Linked DNA regions of Homo sapiens: region 2 is linked to region 1. The links are chromatin contacts, found by Hi-C or POLR2A ChIA-PET in ENCODE. All regions are on one chromosome and are shown on one strand. The core of a region is the stretch at or near the end of the contact, and the rest is flanking DNA. Distances in the headings are between cores, read along the strand shown.

The links. Hi-C counts contacts between places; a loop is a spot of excess contacts on that map. ChIA-PET counts read pairs that join two places held with the same protein, here RNA polymerase II (POLR2A). Pooled maps may share reads with other maps.
Region 2: a loop to region 1 is called in a map of endothelial cell of umbilical vein, with 4 times the contacts of the local background. The contact joins two enhancer-like sites. A Hi-C loop is called at or near these places in 1 of 168 maps with a recorded cell type or tissue (endothelial cell of umbilical vein) and 1 of 50 pooled maps. POLR2A ChIA-PET finds 5 or more read pairs at or near these places in 2 of 52 experiments (CD8-positive, alpha-beta T cell and Panc1).

What each region holds. Positions count from the first base shown.
Region 1 is chr10:120,682,668-120,686,025 of GRCh38, forward strand. The region is part of intron 2 of LINC02930 (long intergenic non-protein coding RNA 2930); the gene reads left to right. Among named protein-coding and RNA genes, the nearest start is that of LINC02930, 76 kb to the left of the region's middle. Within about 2 kb of position 1,729, at least 2 of the 41 ENCODE cell types and tissues checked have a DNase peak (open chromatin) inside an H3K27ac peak, as active enhancers do; they include endothelial cell of umbilical vein, where a contact is called at or near this core.
Region 2 is chr10:120,731,642-120,735,169 of GRCh38, forward strand. All of the region lies in intron 2 of LINC02930 (long intergenic non-protein coding RNA 2930), which reads left to right. Among named protein-coding and RNA genes, the nearest start is that of WDR11-DT, 120 kb to the right of the region's middle. Within about 2 kb of position 1,435, at least 2 of the 41 ENCODE cell types and tissues checked have a DNase peak (open chromatin) inside an H3K27ac peak, as active enhancers do; they include endothelial cell of umbilical vein, where a contact is called at or near this core.

The DNA.
Region 1 (3,358 bases), core at 479-2,978:
TTGTTTCCTTTTTGCTACACTTATTCCTTCTCTCTATTGTCCTCTGTTAATATAAGTTGTGATTGTGTACATAGATTCCATTATAAAATTATTGTTTTATCTTTCCTTCCAGTAAATATATTTGAAAATTTTATTTTTGTAATCAGATTTTCTTTTGAATTTAACTTTTAAGCTAATTTTAGGATTTACTATAGACACATTTATACCAGGATTTTCCCATTTTAAGTACTTAGCTTTTATTCTTATCATGCTTAAAATTGATGTACATATTCAAGTGTTCTTTTTTCACCAAATAAGTAAAGATATATTTTTTTCTGAATTCTTGTCTTTGTGGTAATGTCTTTCTTCTAGTTTTTCACATAACCAGCAACTTGGCCTTGGAAAATCCCTGGGAACCAGTCCTTTGTCCTCGTGTCTCCTTAGCTGTTACTTCTTTGTGTTTTAGTCTTTAGCATTATAGAGGGAAAAAAATCATACCAGTTTTTAATCACTTATAGATAATCTATTTTTCTTTTTGCTTTTATTTCTAATTTGATTTGTTTTCTTGTTTTAAACACTTGTACAATTTTACATTTGTTCTTGCAATTCAATAAAGGGCCAGGGTATTTTTAGACATGAGTCTAATTTTATTAACATTACCTGTTACATGGCAAATCTTCTGTATATAAGTATATATTGTCTTGCACCTCAGGAAAGTTTATTTCTTTTTATGTCTTTATTATTTTAGTTTTAGGTTTTTTTTCTTCCTTTGGAAAACCTGTAACACTTTAGTTCAGTCTTCTTCGTTATCTTCTGCATCTTGTATCTTTCCTTTTATTATTTTGGTGTCTTTGCCTTTTCCTATGCTTTCTGGAAGAGCAACTCACTTTCTTCCTGAATATCCTTGATTTAGTTTTTATGTAAATTTTGTTCTTTCTTGCCTCCAGTTCAGGTTTTAATTAGACCCTTCCATTTCCTTCTTAGTTTATCTGATTCCCTTGCCTCCTGCGCTTATCCTTCCCTGCGGCATTCTATTTCTGTTTCAAAAGGCCAAGTAATTTTATAAATCATTAAATATGTCTGATAAATTTCTAAAAAGGTGTTTTGATATCTGGAGTGAATCAGAGTGATGCATTTCCTTTGGGCTTTCAGAATGATTTTTCTTCTTACTCATTTTATAGCTTAAAAAAATTGTTGGGTCTTACTGCGTTTCTTAATTTTTCCTAAAACAGAGAGCTATATAGGGCTGGTGTTCTACAGACAAGGCCTGTCCTGTCTTGTCTACTCACCTGGTATCCCCCGCACAGTACATGGCCTGACACATAGTAGGCACACAACGATTATCCATTGAATGAATGATTGGCTAGGGAAAGCAATTCAACTAGTTTTCATCTTAGACATATGTTTTAAAAACCTTGTATAACAGAATCAAAATAAAGAAAGGGAGTTTTATTGCTTGGGTTGGAAGGAATTTATCCCTCAGCTGATGGCTCAGTGAACACAGCAAACCGGGTGAGCTTTCACCATCATCTTGCTCAGATGTATTTTTCTATACTTTCCCCTGCCAGTTGCCAAGAGACATTAATGAATCTTACAAAAGTCTGGACCATATATATCTTCAGAAGTGTCTGCCCTGCTCAGCCTGTGGACAATTATTCAAGTCATTGGAGATAGCTGGCCCAGTCAGGAAGGCCGTCTTCCTCACAACCAAGGCTTGGGTTTGACACCTTGTACATCCTGCATAAACAAACTCTGTTTGATTCAGGCCCCAAGGCAGACACAAAACAAGCGTTACCCACAAAGTGCAGCTGGGAGGAAGCTTGTCTGTTATCTGGGAGGAGGACAGAAGCTCAAGCTACGCACAAAACTTGCTTGGCTCATTTTATTAGATAACCCCTGCCCCCCGCCCCCCGCCCCACTTCCTGACTCTCTCTCTCTCTCTCTCTCTCTCTCTCTGTCTCACACACACACACACACACACACACACACACACACACACACACACACATTCCTCATCTGAGCCCAGCCCAGGAAGGTCCAGAAGGAGGCATACACATGCCTAGTGGGCCTTGTATTGTAGTGACCATTACAAAGAAATGTTTTAAAGGAAAGTAAAGGATTTTGCAGAATCCCATTTGCAGGGAAAGACCTGTTCTGTGCTGGCACCTGCTCCTATGTTTCTTCTAGCCACATTTGAAGGAGTCTCTAGAGCCCATGAAGAAGGCACATCCGATGTGTGGGAGGAATCAGAGTGCAAGAGGATGCAGAGGTCTGGGAGGAGCCTCCAGAGGGAAAAGCAACCTGCATCCTAGCTCCACAGATGCGCAGTCTCCCCTGCCCCAAATCCTGGAGCTGGCTTGGCATTTTGTCTGATGAATAACGCAGGGTTCTCCAAAATAGTTTTGCTCTAAAGATCGATTTCCTCAGATATCAAAACAGAAACCATGAGCAGCCCTCTCTCCAACTAAAGATAAGACATTTCAGAATACGAGAGGGCACACGACCCCCAAGACTGAAAGAGAGAGACTTGTTGATGCCACATGGGAGTATACTTCATTTGGCAATTATCCTCTCCCATTTTTACCCTCAATGGATCTGGAAATGGAGTCTGCAGACACTCTGGCTGATTTCCTAATGGGATCAAAGGAGTAATCCTGCAGAGCTCCCTGTGGACGCCACAGCAGGAGCGGGAGGGTCTCCTGGCAATGTTTGTAACACCTCCTTTGGATGTTGATTCTGCCCTAAGGTGCATGATGTTCTGCAGTGGAAATGGGTTGGCTCCCAGTTCTGCTCAGACTTTCAGACATTAATCTCTCAGACAGTTCAGAAGCTACAGTCAAGTCAGAATGGGAGGGAATGTGTCTGGGTGCCAGGTCCAGCCGTTAGGGCCCTTCTCAGCATGACTCCACACTTCCTTCTGGCCTTAACTCCCAATGTTCCTTTATACATCGCCTTAAACTACAGTAAAACTCAGCAGCTAAGCACAACCTTACTTTTCAACTTCCGTTTTGAGTAGGGTGGAGAGACACCTTCACTTGTTGTCTTGGCCTAGAATACCCTCTACCTCTTCCCTGCCCACACATCAAAATATTTTCTTTCCACCATTACAAACTTTAGTAAATAGCCTGGGTTTTCCCAGAACAGTCTAACCTGCATACAGATAAGGGCTTGTTTTCCTCATTATTGGTTTCCTTTGGGAAAGGCTTAATACAGAATTTTAAATTCTGTTCTGCTCATATTTTACACGCAGTGGTGTGTCCATCCTTGTCATTTTCACCCTCTCAATACAAACCTTATGTACTTAGAGACTTAATTAATAGCAAGCTACATCTAAAAATAAGAGAAATTAAAGCTCAATATTAGAAGACTTTAGGAATAA
Region 2 (3,528 bases), core at 185-2,684, 49 kb after region 1:
CTCAGCCACCAGGAGATCCCCACAGTTCTCATCTTTCCAGATAGATGAACTTGATGCCTCCTTTGCATTGAGTATGAGAATGGTATAGGCCCTCCCCCAATAAACTGGTAGGATTTGCATTTAGCAATATTTAACAATAAAAACTATGTTTACTGAGCTTTGCTGTGCCAAGCACTGGGCTAGGTGCTTTCTATGTAATAATGCACGGACTCTGATGCAAAACTACCTTAATTTGAATCCTTCCCCATCTACTGACTAGATATTTAACCATATTGAGTTGCTTAACTTTGTTATGCCTCAGTTTCTGCATCTGTAAAATGAGAATAAGGAGAGTACCTACTTTAGGTGTTACGGAAGTGAATGAGTTCTTAATGTCCAGTACTAAGAACAGTATAGGTATGCAATCAGAACAGAAGAAAGGGTAGTTATTGTTGTTATAATAATGATAAGGAGGAGGATGCTGAACTCTAACCAACTGAGAGTTAAAAAGTATATTTTCTTTTATTGACTTTATTCTTTAACCCCAACTTCAGGAAACTGAAGGCTTGGACAATATTTCCATGACTCATTCAAAGTCAGATGTCAAACAGCTAGTAAATGGCTGAGCTTGGAGAGGAACAGGTTTCTTTGTCTATGACTAACACGTTAATTGATTAAATCATCCAATCCACTGGCCAAACTAGTCAAACAGCCAGCAGGTTTATGATATAGAGGTGAGGGGAATGAGCTTGATGGTGTTATAGGATGGACAGTGGCTTTGGAATCAGAAAATCTTGTCCTGAATCAGCCTTCACTAACTCAAGTCAGTTGACTTCTCCAAGTTTCTATTATTTCATCTATAAAATGATTCCCAATCTAACCCATTCAAGATGGGTGTTCAGAGAAGCAAAGAAATATCATATTTGAGAGAATTTTGTAAATCAAACTGCCATAAATTGTGCCATTTATTAATGTTTGATATTTTACAAAATGATTTTTACTTGTTTTACACAGTTGTTAATTAAAATGACCAAATCACTTGGTTATTGCTTGTAATATATGTGGAATCCAACAGTTTTTTTAACCTACAAGTACATGAATCAGCCTTGAAAACAAGCACGATGATTAATATTGAGTGTCAACTTGATTGGATTGAAGGATGCAAAGTATTTGTTCCTGGGTGTGTCTGTGAGGGTGCTGACAAAGGAGATTAACATTTGAGTCAGTGGACTGGGAGAGGCAGACCCACCCCCAAGCTGAGTGGGCACCATCTAATCAGCTGCCAGCGTGGCTAAAATAAAGTAGGCAGAAGAAAGTGGAAGGAGAGAGATTTGCCGTGTCTTCTGCCCTTCATCTTTCCTCCATGTTGGATACTCTTAAGTTCTTCAGCTTTTGGATTCTTGGACTTACACCAGTGATTTGCTAGGGGCTCTCGGGCTTTCAGCCAGACTGAAGGCTGCACCATCAGCTTCCCTATGTTAGAGGTTTTGAGACTCAGTCTGGATTCCTTGCTCCTCAGCTTGCAGATGCCCTATTGTGGGATCTCACCTTGTGATCATGTGAGTCAACTCTCCTAATAAACTACCCTTTATATATATATGTGTGTGTGTGTGTGTGTGTATGTGTGTATATATATATATATATATTCTATTACTTCCCTTCATATATATAAATATATATAAAAATATATATAAATATATATAAATATGTATAAATATATATAAATATATATAAATATATATAAATATATATAAATATATATAAGTATATATAAATATATATATAAATATATATAAATATATATAAATATATAAATATATATAAATATATAAATATATAAATATATATAAATATATATACCAATATATAAATATATAAATATATATAAATATATATAAATATATAAATATATAAAAATATATATAAATTATACATATATAAATATAAAAATATATAAATATATATATAAATATATATAAATATATATAAATATATAAATATATATATAAATATATATAAATATATAAAAATATATAAATATATATAAATATATATAAATATATATAAATATATATAAATATATAAATATATATAAATATATATAAATATATAAATATATATAAATATATATAAATATATAAATATATATAAATATATATAAATATATAAATATATATAAATATATATAAATATATAAATATATATAAATATAAATATATAAATATATATATAAATATATATAAATATATAAATATATATATAAATATATATAAATATATAAATATATATATAAATATATATAAATATATAAATATATATATAAATATATATAAATATATAAATATATATATAAATATATATAAATATATAAATATATATATAAATATATAAATATATATATAAATATATATAAATATATAAATATATATAAAAATATATATAAATATATAAATATGTATATAAATATATATAAATATATATATATATAATATACTACTACTCTCCTTCAGATAGATAGATAAATAGATAGATAGATAGATATCCTATTAGTTCTGTTCTGTCCCCTTAGAGAACCCTGACCAATACAACGTTGGGAAATGTCCTAACTCATAAAAATGGAGACCCTTTCTCTCTTTCTCCCAGGAAATGTACAGTTTACATTCATGCTTTGATTCATACTTTGATTGATTCATTCATCCATTCATTCATTCATTCACTTTTCTTTTTTCTATGTGCCAGGCATTATGATGGGTAATAGAATGAATAACGTACAATCCTTGCCCTTAGTAGGTTAAGCAGCCTCATAAACACATCATTATAATCCATTGCGTTAAACGTAGTGCTAGGTAATTGATCTGGGAAGGAAATTCATAGAAGACTTCCCGGAAGAAGTGACATCTAAATTGAGTCTTGAAGAAAAAAAATAAGTTATTAGCAGCTAAATACATGGATCTCCTTTGTGACCCTCCAAGGGCAGATGGCAAGACTTGGTGGTGATGGATGGACTTCACTGTGAATTTCAGGTCTGAAATGACTGAAGAAACTTGATGACTTGGCTGAGAATGTCCTTCAATAATCTGCTATATGCATAGGGCTTCTCTATTGGGTGTCTTTGGGCAGATGTTTGCAAACCTGGCTTATTTAATGTATGAAGTTTCTACAATGGACCGTGTTTGCCTTAAAAAAGGAAATGATTCTTTACTCTTCTCAAATGGTCATAAAGAAGCAACTCATGTTTATGTAATGCAGCTCAGTGCTGAGGCTGAAGATAAGAGTGAATTTCGATGGAGCTCTTCCAAGCACTAAAACAAAATGAAGGAAATAAGATACGATTAGACCAGAATTCATGGAAGTGAGTCAAATATACATCTCCACCTACAAAGAAATAGTCTCATTATCGCTTTAAAAGATTTTTATGTGGGAACATCATGTGCGTATTGTTTCATAATTACTCTTTAACATGCAGTAAAAATAATTTTGCATGCACCAGTTTGAGTGTTTATTGGCTTCCCTAAAAGCAAAGGCCTTGAGGTACTAATTGGGACAGAG